2 separate regions of the Mus musculus genome follow, and region 1 is linked to region 2. A link is a loop called in an ENCODE intact Hi-C map of the cell type or tissue named here. Cell type or tissue: gastrocnemius. All regions are shown on one strand.

Region 1 (8,000 bases), 110 kb before region 2:
CTAGATATTGGAAAAGTAGGGGAGATAATCAAACCCTCCTCTGAGGTCCTTACCTCTGTGACATCACCCCTCATCAATGCCACCACCTTGTCATTTCTCCTTTTGCTTTAGACTTTGTCCTCGGCATACCAACTCCTTAATGTCACCAGGCCTGGATGCTTTAAAGATTGCTGGCTATGCGTACCTCCTGGAACTAACTCGCAATTGTCACTTACAGCATCTCTGGTGATATTGCCAAGTAACCTTACCTCATCCTTTGTCAGCTGCCCTGACTCTAATGTTGCCATGACTCCATACCTTACCTCTATCCCTTTCTTTGGTGTAGCAAACTGTTTTAAGACCTCCGGGACTCATTCTGTAGGAACACTGAGCTCCCTGGAATGCAATAGAACCATAACCCTCGATACATCATCTCTGCCACAATGCCCCGCAGACCAGAACACGTCAATTCTCTGTGGCACTCAGGTATATCATCGCCTACCGTCCAGCTGGTCAGGACTTTGCACGTTGGTACTCCTTTTCCCTGAACTGGGAGTAATCCAGGGAAATGAGCCTGTGCCAATCCCAGATGTAAATATGATAGCTGCTCAAAATAAGAGGGCAGTTCAGGCTCTGCAGTGGTGTCCCACGCCTTTAATCCCAGCACTTGGGAGGCAGAGGTAGGCAGATTACTGAGTTTGAGTCCAGGATGATCTACAGAGTGAGTTCCAGGACAGCCAGGACTACACAGAGAAACCCTGTCTCAAAAAACAAAAACAAAACAAAACAAAACAAAGAGGGCAGTTCAAGTCTTGCCAGTCTTGGTGAATAGCCATAGGTGCTGGTACTGGAATTGCAGGGATAACAACTTCCATGACCCAATATAATACATTCATGTCCAAGTTTAAAAGCAATCTTCAAGAAATATCTGAAACTGTACTTAATATCCAGAAACAGATCGATTCTTTGGTGGCCGTGGTGCTTCAGAACCGATGCGGGCTAGATGTCCTGACAGCTAATGAAGCTCCTGTCACAGGATTACCAGTCGCTGCCCACAGAAGAGCTGCTGTCCACAGAGGAACCTGATGCGAACGTTTACCAAGTAGATCCCAATGGTGAAAGTCAGCTACCCTCCAAAATTGATGACTCCCCTAGACAGTAGGTCGTAACTTAAGAGACACACCCTTGTTCCCTTTTCACCATCAGCTTCCCCCTCCCTTTTTCTTTCCTTCTCTTTATAACAAGAAGGGAGGTATGCTGGCATCAGGATCTCTCAAACCTATGACATCACATAGCCGACAGAGCGACCTACAGACCTTTTGCCAAGACAACGGGCACCATATTTCCAGAATCCACTTGATTCACCTCCCACCTTTACCTGTGTTACATCGTTTTCTATATAAATAAGGGGAATGCCCCTTCCCCCTTCTTTTCCCCCTTCTCTTTCTGTTACCACCCCCATACACCCCCACCCCCATATAAACCTCTCACATATGGAATTGTTTTGGCCTAGTGTGCTGTGTTCAGATGCAAGCCACTATTTTAACACATCATGAGCTCCTGCAAATCATTGGCCCTCCTGATGGGCAGGGCAGACAATACAGGACTCATCCCCTTTCCACTAGTGAGTTATACAAATAAATAATGCAGAATCCTAATTTCTCTGAGAAACCCACTGCCCTCATAGATATATTCGACTCTGTAATGGTTACTTATGAACCCTCTTGGGACAATTGCCAACAGCTTTTGCAGGTACTCCTCAGGACTGAGGAGTGAGTGACAGTGACATCCGGAAATTGGTTCTAGGTTCTAGTGGCACGTCAATATAGATGTGGCTTTTCCCTTGGTTTGCCCTGATTGGGATCCAAAAATCTCCTTTATGAGGATAGGCTTAAGGTCTACTGCCAGATTCTAATGAGGGGTCTCCAAAAGGCTGCTAGGAGGTCTACAAATTTGTCTAAAGTAGGACAGGTCATACAAGGTAAGGAGGAGACTCTAGGGGGCATTTCTTGAGAGACTGCTGGAAGCCTACCACACCTGCCATGAACCAAGCATTTGTCAACCAAGCAGTGCCAGATATCAACCGAAAACTCCAATGGCTAGAAAGATTTGAAGGTAAGCGCATGGTTGAGCTCCTGACAATAGCTGAAAAAGTCTTTAACAACAGGGAGACTCTGGAGGGTAGGCAGACCAGGGGACTCCAGAAGGTGGCTTCTGGGAGGGAGAAATCTGATATCTGAGTTAAAAAAAAAAATAGCATATGGAAGAGAAATGGGGAAGCAGGCCTGTTGTGGGAAATATTACAAAAGAAGATGGAGTTGGCATGTCCCTGCACTCATGCCTCTGCCCTGGAGGCCTGACTGGCCACGCACTGGTGGGCAATGGCTGACCTGTTTCTATTTCATAAGGACTCTGACTCAGAACTCCACAGTCTCCTCATCCAGCCCACTAGGTTCCTAATGGCAGGTTGTTACCATGCCAACCCCGTGCTTCAAATCCCCCACGGCCTTTGTGGTGCACATCTGGCAAACCCACATTTTGCTGCTGTACCTTTCTCCCTTGAACCCAGATGAGCTGCAGTGTGAAGGAAAACGCAACACAAGCTTAGTTCAGAGACAATGGTAACTCAATCTCTGGGCACAACAACTAAAACCTAATCTTGTAAGCCTTATTAAAATCCTATTCCTCTGATGGTGAATCCTTGTGTACCCACCATTATACCGGGGAACGCTAGCAGCTACATCTTATCCCTCTGGGGCCCAGTTCCAAAAAGGACCTAACTCTCTCCTGCTTCCTCTCTTCCTCCATCCAACCCAGAAGTCCCGCCTACTTGATGATTGGCTCCTTTATTCATTAGGGGATTGTTTCACAGGAAACCACCTGAGTATGAGCCTCATTCTTCATTTCAGACAGTCTCTCCCAGGAGAGCAAGCAGCACAGAGCCATCAACAACATAGGCCCTCTTCAACCATGTCAGGAGGGGAGGCCCTGACTCCAGAAGGACCAATGTGCATACTGTAATGAAAAAGGCCATTGGAAAAATGAATTTCCCAAGAGACATAAGAAGGGAGAATCAAAGGTATTTGAAATAGAAGAACTGAACGACTGAGGGTGTCAGGGCTTATGTCCCCTCCATGAGTCCCCGGTAACCCTAAAGGTGGAGGGGAGGCTGGTAGAATTCCTGGTAGATACTGGGGCACAGAATTCAATCTTAAAACAACCTATGGGATCCCTATCCAACAAGAGAACATAGGTCCAAAGGGCTACTGGAAGCAATCAATATTCATGGACTACCCAAAGAAAAGTGGACCTAGGAATGGGACAGGTAAGCCATTCTTTTATTTTCTGAATGCCCATATCCACTCCTAGGCCAAGACCTCCCAACCAAGATGGGGGCACAGATCCATATTGGCTCCAAGGGAGTGCAGGTCTTAAATAAGAGCAGTCCCATACATGTACTGACTGTGACCTTAGAAGAATATAAGAATAAGAATATATGTCATCCTTAAATACCCATACCTAGAAAGGTTATGAGACGAAATTCTTGGGGTATGGGCAGAGAAAAATCTTGCAGGGCTAGCTAGACACTGTGCTTCAATCCTGTTGCAACTGAAGGCCAATGTCAGGCAAGCTAGTGTTCACCAATACCCCATGCCTAGAGATTTGAGATAGGGAATAACGCCACACATAACTCTGGAAGCAAGGGAAACTGGTCCTTTGCCAATCAGCCTGGAATACACCCCTCCTGCCAGTAAGAAAATTCCACTCCAGTGACTACCAGCCCATACAAGACTTAAGGGAAGTGAACAAGAGAATAGAAGATATTCATCATACAGTCCAACCTTTACACTCTACTGAGTAGTCTGTCTCCTGAACAGGATGTCTAACTGTACTAGATCTTAAGGATGCTTTCTTTAGTGCTACTAGCACCAGATAGTCAGCCTTTGTTCACTTTCAACTGGAGCAATCCCTAACACAGATTTAACTGACACCTAACATGGACTAGGCTGTCACAAGAATTCAAGAACTCACCCACCATTTTCGATGAGGCATAAAGACCTGGGGGAGTACAGGCAGGCCTACCCCCAAATAACTCTTTTGCAGTATGTTGATGACCTCCTTCTAGCTGCTCCAGATGAAGACAATTGCCATTTGATGACAGAGGCCTTGCGCAGACAACTAGACCAGATGGGATACCAGGTGTCTATGAAGAAGGCACAGTTCTGCCAAAGTGAGGTAACCTTGGGTACATACTTAAGGGGGCAGAGGACAATGCCTGCTATCCCAGGCCAGAAAAGAGACAATCTTCAACATCCCCATCTCCAAGACCTGGTATCAGACTCATGAGTTCTTGAGCTTAGTGGGGGGAGAGGGGGTGTTTGTAGACTCTGGGTACCTGGATTTATGGAAAGCCCCTCTATACGGCCACCAGGGGGCAGGAGAATACTTTGAACTAGACTCCCGAGATGGACAAAGCTTTTCACAAACTCAAGGAGACATTCCTTGGGGCCCCAGCACTCACCCTGTCATAAGCCCTTCTACCTGTACATAGACAAGAACAGAGCATAGCCAAAGGGGTATTGACTCAGACCCTGGCTTGTCTGTCTAAAAGGCTGGACCCTGCAGCCATTGAGGGGATTCTCAAAAACTCCCCAGACTGCTGGATATCTAGTGCCCACCTGGTGCACTATCAGTCCCCGTTCCTAAACCTGCCTTGCATTAGATACCACCCTGCTTCTGTCATGAACCTGGCTACTCTGCTCCCGAGCCCAGACCTGGATGTCATGCATGACAGCTCAATAGTGCTGAGCCAGGTTCAGAGTCTGAGGCCAGACAGACTGCGCATCCTCTGGCCAGATGCGGAAGCGACTTATTTTATGGATGGAAGCAGCTTCGTGGAAGGTGGTGCAGTGGGGGCTCTTGACTCATATGGGCTTCGGCCCTACCACCTGGGACTTTGGCTCAGAAAGCTGAATTAATCACTTTGACACAGGCCTTAAAAATGGCAAAAGGCAAAATTGCTAGCTTCTACATGGACAGTCAATATGCTCTCACTATGGCTCATGTTCATGGACTCGTATATAAAGAACGGGGTTACTCCTTTTGACAAAGAGTTTAGACTGTCAAAAATAAAAATGAGATCTTGGCCTTGTTAGAGGCATTATGGCTGCCCATCAAAGTAGCCATCATGCACTTCCCAGGACAAAAACAGGGCATGGAAAAGAGAGCAAGAGGAAACAGGCTAGCTGATAGGCTGCAAAACAGGCTGTGTTAGACTCTACAGCCAAAAGCCATGGTAGTGCTGATCCCTCCAGAGCTTCCCCTGACTCTGCATTACAGCCTGGAAAAGAAAAGCGATCAAACAAAATGTCTAGGACTTTAACAGAAAGGATGGTTCCACTCAGTAGATGGTCATGTGATCCTTCCTTCAGAATTTACTAGATAGCGAAATTCATCAGAGAACCCACCTGGGTCCCAGGAAACCCAAATAACTGCTAAGGAATGCCAAATACAAAATCTTCCACCTAGGACCCTTAGTAGATGAGATCATTTCCCACGGCCTGGCCCGTAAGGCAGTAAACCCCCTAACCAGGGGCAAGGAAGCCTGGGAACCAGGCTACGAGGACAAAGGTCAGCTGCAAACTGGGAAAGACTACACTGAAATTAAGCCAGGTCTGTATGCATGGATGTAGATACCTTTTCAGGTTGGGTAGAGGCGTGGTGGCCAAGAAGTTACTGGAGGACATCATCCTCAGGTATGGTCTGCCCTCGTTGCTGGGCTCTGACAATGGACTGGCTTTTGTCTCTCAGGTAACACAATCACTTGTTAAGACATTGGGGACAGACTGGAAACTACATTGTGCTTATCACTCCCAGAGTTTAGGGCAGGTAGAAAGGATGAATTGGACCCTAAAGGAGTCCTTAACTAAATTACCTCTAGTAACTGGCGGTGACTGGGTGGTCCTTCTACCCTATGCCTTATATAAGGCTAGAAACACCCCCTATATTTTGGGATTGACCCCTTTTGAGATACTGTATGGGAGAACTCCTCCCCTCCTATCTAACCTTCAATCTGAAATTCTTGCAGAATATGACCATCAGAGATTTCTGGACATGGTGCAGGCTCTTCACAGGATGCAAAAGCAAATATGGCCAAGCATTTGTCAAACCTGTGAGTCTGCCCTCCCTCCCCATTGTTTTGAACCAGGTGATGAGGTCTGGATTAAGAGATAACCACAAGACCCTTGAGCCCTGTTGGAAGGGCCCCATACGGTGATACTGATAACACACACAGCTATAAAGGTTGACAGGATAAAGACTTGGATCCATAATTTCCACATCAAGCCTGCTGGGTGAGAAACAATTCAACAGCTGAAACACCGCAGGGAACAGCTTCTAAAAGATCAAGCACCCGAGGTCAGCATTGGATGTTGGCCAGCTGTTGCCCATTTGCAGGATCTACTAAAGCTAAGAGTTCAAATACTCTTGGCTCTCAAGTACCCACACTGCACCCTAGACCATAGGTCCTACTAGATCTCCACAGAGCTCCTCATACTTGCTTTGCTTAGAAATCAGGCCATAGCAGTCAACCCTCACCAAGCTGTTACCAGCAAACTGATACTTTGAAACCCCAAGAGGCCTAGGGAGAGAGGTACAGACTTTGACCCTAACTGGTCCGATGAGTACCACCTTTCCTGTTTTTCAACCAAGACATTTACACCTTAGCTGGAGACATATGGAAGGATCCAGGATCATATCAGGACCTGCAAAAAGCTAGGTTGACTTGTAAAAAGGCCTGGCAAGACTGATAATTTGCAGCTATCCAACTCTTCATGTGCCCAGGGACAAAGGACTAGGAGACTTGCTGTGGTACTGAAAGCTTCTTTTGTAGTATGTGGGGCTGTGAAGCTAATGCGATATGTGCATGGTAATCGGGATCTTATCCAGATCCAGATGTGCAGGACAGTGAACCCAACACCTGGAGGACTGGTAGGCTCAACATGGGGGAGAGACCCATCCCCATCTCAGGAACAGAAAGGAGATCGAAGAGTAGAGGGTGGGAAGCTGGAAACATTTGGGGCTTAACATCATGAGAAAAATAGGGGACTCCTTTTCCAGATCTAAAAACAAAAAGTTCCATCTGGATTTACCCCTGTAGCAATAGAATCAGTGGCCCCAGTGATGTTGATACCTGTTCTAAGAACCTGTGAGTTCAGCCTGTCTCAGATTCCTCTTCCCTCATAAACTCAGTTTCATCCTGTTATCACACCTCTCTCTCCCTAGAGTCTCATCTCTCCTGTTTGGACTGTTCAACTTTACCTTCAATTTTATTAACTTACACTACTAACCTTACCAGAGAAGATTGTAAGCTCTGCTTGGACCCCGGACCCCTATATTATACTGGCTGGTCTACCACCGGAAATCTGTTAACACCTCTAAAAAGCCCACCAAGGTATTCCTGGGGAACATCCCCAGTTTTGGGAGGTGTGGCCTTGTTGTAGGTGTGGTGTTGTGACTGTGGGCTTTAATACCCTTGTCTTAGCTGCCTGGGAGCCAGTATTCTAGCAGCCTTCAGATGAACTCTCAACTCTTCCTGTACCATGCCTGCCTGGATGTTGCCATGTTCCTGTCTTGGTGATAATGGACTGAACCTCTGAACATGTAAGCCAGCCCCAATTAAATGTCCTTAGAAGAGTTGCCTTGGTCATGGTATCTGTTCACAGAAGTAAAATCCTAAGACACCCTTCAGTGACTGGAAAGGGGCTGTATGTGACAGGAGAAGGGGGAAGATTAGATAGCTTCCCTCACCTTAAGCATCTTTGCGATCATACCCTTGTCACAGAAAGTAGCAACTCCTGCCTCGTGACTTGGATTGCATGTACCTGGGGCCATGCATGGATACTCCAAAACTCCAGCCTGTGTGTTCTGGTTGCACTATTCCCTCGTTTACTATGTTCCTGTCAGCACCTATATGGAGACGGGGAAAAACGGGACTTGGGGGCCTCAGCAAGTCTACTTTC
Region 2 (8,000 bases):
TAAGGTTGTCAGAATTAGCAAATATTAATACAGGATGCCCAGTTAAACCTTAGTTTCAGATACACAATGAAAACATGTTTTTAAAACATAGGGCCTCGGGAGACAGAGGCAGGTGGATTTCTGAGTTCGAGGCAAGCCTGGTCTACAAAGTGAGTTCCAGGACAGACAGGGCTATAGAGAAACCCTGTCTCGAAACAACAACAACAATAACAAAACCAAAAAAAAAAAAAAACATAGGGCATTCTTATTCTAAAAATTATTTCAAATATTAATAACTATTAATAGGATTCTATCTGGCCACTCAAATTTAAAGGTATTATAAAAAAATAATTACAGACCTTTGGTATTATGCTTGTTTATATGTTACCTCCAGCTTTTCTGAGAGTGATTGTTATTTCTGTGTTTTTCTAAGTAGATAATAAATGCTTTGAACTGTCTGTGGCAAAGCCCTCTTCCTCTATGCTACCAGTGCCATGAATAAATCTTTAACATGAGCTCCATGTTTATTTTCCTGACTGGAAGGAATTCTGTGAGGTGAACATAAAGCAATATAAGGTCTATTAAAGAGATTGTCAAATTAGAGGGTTATATGATGACTCAGCAGATAAAGGCACTTGCTGCTAAGTCTGATGACCTCAGTTCAAACCCTGGAACCTGAATGATTTGAAGAAGAGAGAGCACTCTTTCAAATTGTTCTCTGACCTTCTCCCCCACAAAGAGATAACAAATCAATGCTTTTTTTTTCCTCTTTTGATGGAGGATAATATTATGTAGCTCTAGCTGACTTGAAACTCAATATGTAGACCAGGTTGGCCTTAAACTAACTAGTAGGGAAATCTTTGCTCCTGGAGTGTTTCTGGGGTTAAAGGTTCACACCTATCCAGTATAAATGTGATTTTTTTTTTGTCAACATAACCTAAATTTCTAAGGTGTATTAGAGAAAATCAGAAGTTATGTTTTGCTACATTTTATGCATTACTAAATTCTGCCATTATCTTATCTGCACATTGTATTAATAGTAATTCATTTTAGGGGATTTCTTGTATTGGCTAAGGAAAAGTACAGCTGCTGTAGCAATTGTTGTAGATCCCTTTCATCATTCAGCAGATGCAAAAACTGCCCTGTGCTGTAGCCAGTGGCTGCTCTGCTGATTTCCCCATGCCAGCAGAACCCTGGCCTCTTTATTCCGGCAGAAGGGGGACAGACATTTCTGACTCAGTTCTGACAACTTGCCATGTGTTCACTTCCAAAGGTTAGGATGTAGTGGCCTCCTTCTGAGTGTCATCTGTTTGTTCTTAGCAACGAGAACAAGTGTTTAAAAAGAAATTGAGATAATATTCATATCAAGTTTATTCCAACAACTGAGTGGAGTGGGGTCAGGAGGAGCTGAAGCCAATACCACAAAGCTCAGAAGTTGGACAAGTTGAGTTTTCTTGGCAGGCCACTCTGTGGAGGTGGGGATTTTGAAACATGATTCTTGATTTCTGGAGGAACTTGCTAGTTGGGAAGGCAAGGCTCATGAGAGACAATGAAAAAGTAAGGGGCCGTCAGGGCGGGTGCAGGGACATTCTTTTATCTCAGCAGAGCAAAAAGGGAAATGGTGACAGAGAAGGGAGGAATGGTGTGTCTGGCGCAGTTAATCAGGGACTTCCTTGTTTTCAAACCTAGAGTAGTGTGGAGTGTTTGTGATGAGAAGAAAGGAAGTAGTGGGGTGGGAGGGATCCTGTTTTGTCCTATTTTTAGAGGGCTGGGAGGGGGAATACCCGACTCCCATGACTAGGGTGAAACCACACCACCGGCCTGGGCAGTGTGTGTGTGTGTGTGTGTGTGTGTGTGTGTGTGTGTGTGTGTGTATTGCAGTTAGGGGTGGGGCTCTGGGACAAAGGCTTACTCAAACTCTGAGTGTTAATGAAATCAGGAAAATGTGAAAAAGGAAAATTATTAGCTCTACTGTAGACTTCTATTTTAAAATAATAACTTATCTTCATTAAGTAAATGGCTCTAAGTAAAACTTCTTTGTTTACTCCCCCTTCCTCCTTCCCCTCTGCCCCCTCTGCCCCCTCTCCCCAGAGTTTGAGCATGTGGTGTTGAAAGGGTCAGCTTAAAAACTTTGGGAAGGTCATGAAACACTTGCCCCTTCAGAAGGGCGAGTCTAATTAACATTTTTCAGACAACAGGGCAGAACCGACCTGCAGGTGGGGACACATTTTGCAGGACAGACCATTGTCCACTTTCAGATGAGGGAAGTCCTTGTCACCTCATTCCCTAAAGACCAATCAATTTAAAGAGTGCACTGTTCAGCTAATCATATTGTGCCTAGTTGCTGATGCTCCATTCTGCCCCTGGAAACCATATAAAAACTTGCCGAATGGTTGCTAGGGGTCACAGTCTCTCCTTTGGGTCTGGGACAACCCTAGTGCACTGGAACAATAAATTCCTCTTGCTTTTTGCATCAATATTGGCTCTCCGTGGTTCACTCAGGGGGTCCCCAGTAAGGTAAGGCTCCCCGGAGTCTTACAGTGTGTGTGTGTGTGTGTGTGTGTGTGTGTGTGTGTGTGTGTGTGTGTGTGTTGCTGGGCTACAGATGTGCATCACTGCATCTGGCTCTAACACAGGTGATGGGATTATAACTCAGGTCCCCATGCTATCAAAGCAGTTACTTTCTGGACTTTATTTTTTTCTTAGAGACATGTAAGTCATTGTTCCGTACCTGTGCTTAGCGTCTGAATGTACAGCATCACCATCAGAATTTCCTCTGAAATGATCACAAAACTGTGTGCTACTATATTAACCAGATCTCAAAACAATTCCATATTTTTTCCTAGAGAGTTCTCATGTTCAAATACATACATACATACATTCATACATACTTATATATGTTACTTTTAAAAGGTAATGAGAGGTTAAGCATGGTAGTGCATACCTTTAATCTCAACAGAGGCAGGGGAATTTCTGTGAGTTTGAGGCTAGCCTGGTCTACAAAGTGAGTCTAGGAAAGCCAGGGCTAGTATACAGAGAAACCCTATTTTGAAATAATAAATAAAAGGCAATGAGATTACATACTATTGGTAGCTAAAAGCTACTGAGAGCTTGCTATACTATATGTCAGTATGTCAGATACTGTTCTTGGGCCCTTTCCTGGAGACCCCATGAAATCTTCACAATAACATGGTTAAGTGGTATTATTTATTTTAGACAGCCTCACTAGCTAATCCTGGCTTCCTGGAACTCAAAGAGATTCCCCTCCTTCAGCCTTCTGAGTTCTGTGATTAAAGGTGTGAGCCACCCAAATCAGTGTCCTGTACTTTTTTTTAAAGATTTATTTATTTATTTTATGTATATGAATTCATTGTAGCTGTACAGATGGTTGTGAGCTTTTATGTGGTTGTTGGGAATTGAACTTTTTAAGACTTCTGCTCGCTCTGGTCAGCCCTGTTCTCTCTGGTCAACTCTGCTTGCTCAGCCCCTGCTTGTTCTGGCCCAAAGATTTATTTATTATTATAAATAAGTACACTGTATTTGTCTTCAGATGCAACAGAAGAGGGCGTCAGATCTCATTATGTGTGTTTGTGAGCCATCATGTGGTTGCTGGGATTTGAACTAAGGACCTTCTGAAGAGCAGTCAGTGCTCTTTTTTTTTTTTTTAAAGATTTATTTATTATTATATGTAAGTACACTGTAGCTGTCTTCAGACACACCAGAAGAGGGAGTCAGATCTTATTACAGATGGCTGTGAGCCACCATGTGGTTGCTGGGATTTGAACTCTGGACCTTCGGAAGAGCAGTCGGGTGCTCTTACCCACTGAGCCATCTCACCAGCCCGAGCAGTCAGTGCTCTTACCCGCTGAGTCCCTCTGTACTTTTAATATATAAAAATATGTTAAATTATTAAAAATCAATTGACTTTGCATGTTAGTACTTTGTAATCTGCCTCTACCTCCCTCCCCACACACTTAAATTAGGATGTAACACATCTTCTTTCATGTCAATACAGATCTTACTACTAATAGGGTACAGTGTATGGAAGTGGCCCTGAAGCTCTCTCTGCACTTAGACTTTGCTATGCCTAGATGCTCTTGCTTATGTGTGAGATTGACTGGGCCACTGGTTCCACATTAACATGTGTATGGAGTTATGCATTTAAACCAGTGGAATGGAAGCCAGAATGCTCTAACAGGAGCCTCACCTAAGTCACCAGAGACTTGATTAGAACAAGCATGATGGGACAGGAGGTGAGTTTTGTCTATGTCTTCCAGTCAGGACACTTAGCTAATCTTGCTTTCACACATGAACTTTGGAGCTTATACCAACAGCTGTCCTGGCTCTCAGGCAAGGAACTTTGGAATCCTTGGTCTCTGTGACTCATGGGACTTTCAAGCTATTATAGTTATGTGAGTCAGTTCTTTACCAAATCTATCTACTATGAATGCATGTGTTTGCCTGCCCATCCATCCATCCATCCATCCATCCATCCATCCATCCATCCATCAATTATCTACCTATCTTTCCTTGATCTAGTTACTATCTAGCAAAGTGATTCTGGTTTGCACTAATGTTGATTCTTTAGACATCCCAAACTAATAGGTCTTTTTATATTGTTAGTTTTAAAATACTTTAATTTTGATATTTTGTGTGTGTACATGTGTGTGTTGAGTGTTGTGTGTGTGTGAGTGTGTGTGTGTGTACATGCTGTACCTGAGGGCTCCTGAGCTGAAGTCAGAGGATAACCTTCAGGAACTGATGGTCTTTCACTGTGGGCTCCAGAATTTGAACACAAGAGGTCAGACACTTTTACTTGTAGGCCAAGCCCCTAAAAGAAGTTTGGAGTTAAGACCTTTGTTGTTGTTTTGAAATCACTGTGAAAAAGACCCTTAGTGAACATTCACCAGCATTGGGCTCTAAGGTTTGCAAGTCAGCCTTGAAGGGAACCACTGGTCCAGCTCCTTGCTGCCACTCAGTGGCATTTTTCTACATTGCAGTTAGAAACTTCTGTGCTCTTTAAAGGATCCAGGAAATGGCCATAAGCAAATATTCTGTCTCTGTCTCAGTCTCTCTCTCTGTGTCTCTCCCTCCCTCCCCACTCTCTATTTCCCACTTCTTCTTTTCTGTCCCTCCTCTCCGTCCTTCCCTTCCTTTCGCCCTCCCCTTCTCTGTCTCTCTTCCTTCCTCTCTCCCTCTTCCCTCTCTGTCTCTCTCTCCCTCCCCCTCTACTGTAAATAATAATAATGTAACATCAGATCAATTCATGGCTTATATTATCCCCCGAGGATAGATTCCTCGATTGCTATCACTTGACAAAAGGTGTGAACATTAAACTTTGTCTTATAGATATAACGTATAGTATACATGACAGAGTGAAAAATGCATTAAAACATAACAAGAAGAAAATGATTTTAACTTAATTAGCTATCCAAACCACTTATTTATTTATTTATTTATTTATTTATTTATTTATTTATTTATTTATTTTGGTTTTTTGAGACAGGGTTTTTCTGTATAGCCCTGGCTGTCCTGGAGCTCACTTTGTAGTCCAGGCTGGCCTCGAACTCAGAAATCCACCTGCCTCTGCCTCCCAAGTGCTGGGATTAAAGGCGTTGCCACCACGCCTGGCTCCAAACCACTTTTAAAGTAGCATTTAGAAGCATTTAAATAGGAGCTGGTGAGATGGCTCAGTGGTTAAGAGCACTGACTGCTCTTCTGAAGGTCCTGAGTTCAACTCCCAGCAACCACATGGTGCCTCACAACCATCCATAACAAAATCTGATGCCCTCTTCTGGGAGTGTCTGAAGACAGCTACAGTGTACTTACATATAATAAATAAATAAATAAATAAATAAATCTTTAAGAAAAGGAAGCATTTAAATATTTTTAAACTTTGTGTGAGGGCTGTGTATGGGAACATGTGTGAGGTCTGTGTATGGGCACATGTGTTGATGTCTGTTTATGGGCACATGAGTGAGGCCAGAGGGTGCCTTCTGGGAGTTGGTTTTCTACTCACTGTGTGGGTTCTAGAGATCAAACTCAGATGGTCAAGGCAGCAAGCGTCTTTATCAGTTGAGCTCCTTTGTGGTTTAGGAAGTTGATCGTAGGACTTTCCTGTGTTGCTTTCCTAGCCCTGTTTTAACACTTTTTTTTTTTTTTGAGACAGGATTTCTCTGTGTAGCCCTGGCTGTCCTGGGACTCATTCTGTAGACCAGGCTGGTCTCGAACTCAGAAATCCGCCAGCCTCTGCCTCCCAAGTGCTGGGATTAAAGGTGTGTGCCACCACTGCCTGGCTCTGTTTTAACAATTTAAAGAATAATATGGACTTATGGGTCTATAGTTTAATAGCTTTGTACTGCCTGGATTACTGGTTGCTCTATGACCCTCTAGCTCATCTTTGTCCTCTTCCTTCTGAAAGACCCACAAAATGAGGACTCCCCCATGTTCTGACTCAGGAGAGGCGACAACCTAAATCACTCACAAGAAACGACCTTGATGCAAACCACAAGAGGAGTTTTTATTCCAGGCATACTCTGGGGCCCACAGTCGTACATCAGCAGGGGTAGAGGACCAAGGACCACGAGTGCAGAATTGGGATAGCTTTTATGGAGTTACAACAAAGCCCGTGCTTCACAAACCAATCATGTCACAGCATCAAGAGCTCGTGCAGTGTGGGTCAATCGATTTGTACCACTCCATAGTTTCTAGGCCAATCATTTTAAATCATCAAGTCCACGCTCCGAGGGCCAATCAGTTTCCTTTAGCCTAGGAGGTCCGAATTTGCTTGGGTTCCTGGGCGGGGGGGGGGTGGGGGGGGTGGGGGAGGGAGCTGGGGCCTTGAATCAAAGTTTCAGTGTATAATCTTTCCTTCTATGGTGCAAGCAATTTACAGAAGCTAGATAAGTGGTTAGTTAACTCATTTCCTGTTCTCTTACTAGGCTAGGATCACAGAAAGCAGGCCCTGGAGCAGCAAGAAGTGTGACCTTTTACTTATATAATGGCAGGGAGCAGGGTCTGGAATTTGTGGTATTTAGGGCTTCTTAGGAGGCTAGAGTTGGGGCTGTATTTTCTATCCTTTCACTTCATCTTCTTTTGAGACAGGGCTTTGTGTAGTCCAGGCTGATGAGCTGTGGGAGAACTCTGGACAGGATCAATCTGCATGTTCTGATGGTTGTTTTTCAACTACTCTAGTTTCCTGGTATACAAAAGGAAGTAGATAGTGTCTATACCCCTTCAAACATGGGAGTCTGTGATTCCAAACAGCTTCGTTGTGTAGGGGCAAGGGCAATGGCAATGGCAAGGGCAGGGGTAAGTGTTATGTGCAGACAGAAGCAGCTGTGTGAGAAATGAGACACCATGTAGTAGGGGAGGCAGGCATGGTGTAGGGCTGATTGCAGGGTTGTATAATACTGGGTACCTAGCTTGGTTTAGCATTCCCTTTAATTATCCTGTGTCTTTCAATACAATGTTGGAGTAAAGGACTTCTTGTTTTCATCTTGCACTAGGTCTTACAAGTATTGGAGGTGGTCTTGAGCAAAGATTAGGGTGGAATATGGGATAGGAAAGATATATGGTGTAGATGGAAAAAGACCATAACAGGAAGAGGGATGACAGCCCTCCGTAATATTTATCCTTCTAAATTTAACTGATATTTATACTAATAAAGACATGGGAGGCATAAACTGAGGTAAAAACCTGCTAGCTCAGCGAGGTAACTTTGTTTTCTAAACTATATACAAAGTATCTATTTACAACTGTGATCTTACAACTAACCTGCCAGCTCTTTAGAAATGTCTTTCTATCCATGTCATTTTTACCCACCTAGTCTACCTTTCTCTTGAACCCCTGCAAACCCAAGAGTGCTCCTTAGTTCTTTCCTAGGATACTGTTTTACCTGTGTCCTGCCAACTGCTTCTCTGTGGTTCCTGCAGGTCTCAAGAACTTCTTCCATAAAGGCTTTTCCAAACCAAAGGAGAGGGGTTGGAGGTGGGGAGGGAGGAAAGAAGGGAGGGAGGGAG

The links. A loop is a pair of places that touch in the nucleus more often than their neighbours do. Peaks named below come from ENCODE experiments on the same cell type or tissue, not always from the same donor. Only the 100,000 strongest peaks of a DNase experiment are listed, where the experiment ranks them.
Region 1: a loop joins it to region 2, with 9 times the contacts of the local background. A loop is called at or near these places in 20 of 42 quality-filtered maps.

Annotation. Positions count from the first base shown.
Region 1 is chr15:34,152,110-34,160,109 of GRCm38, reverse strand. Gm38594 (a long non-coding RNA gene) reads left to right here. Exons shown (of 6, transcript XR_003951614.1): 3 at 4,084-4,215; 4 at 6,068-6,151; 5 at 7,264-7,432; 6 at 7,523-7,548. Among named protein-coding and RNA genes, the nearest start is that of Gm38594, 10 kb to the left of the region's middle. In gastrocnemius, a CTCF peak has its summit at 4,404 (motif pointing right); DNase peaks (open chromatin) are centred at 3,687, 4,439 and 6,375.
Region 2 is chr15:34,040,262-34,048,261 of GRCm38, reverse strand. No RefSeq gene overlaps it. Among named protein-coding and RNA genes, the nearest start is that of Gm41290, 6.5 kb to the right of the region's middle. In gastrocnemius, a CTCF peak has its summit at 4,953; DNase peaks (open chromatin) are centred at 1,193, 1,430, 1,777 and 4,951; H3K4me3 peaks cover 396 bases; H3K27ac peaks cover 2,981 bases.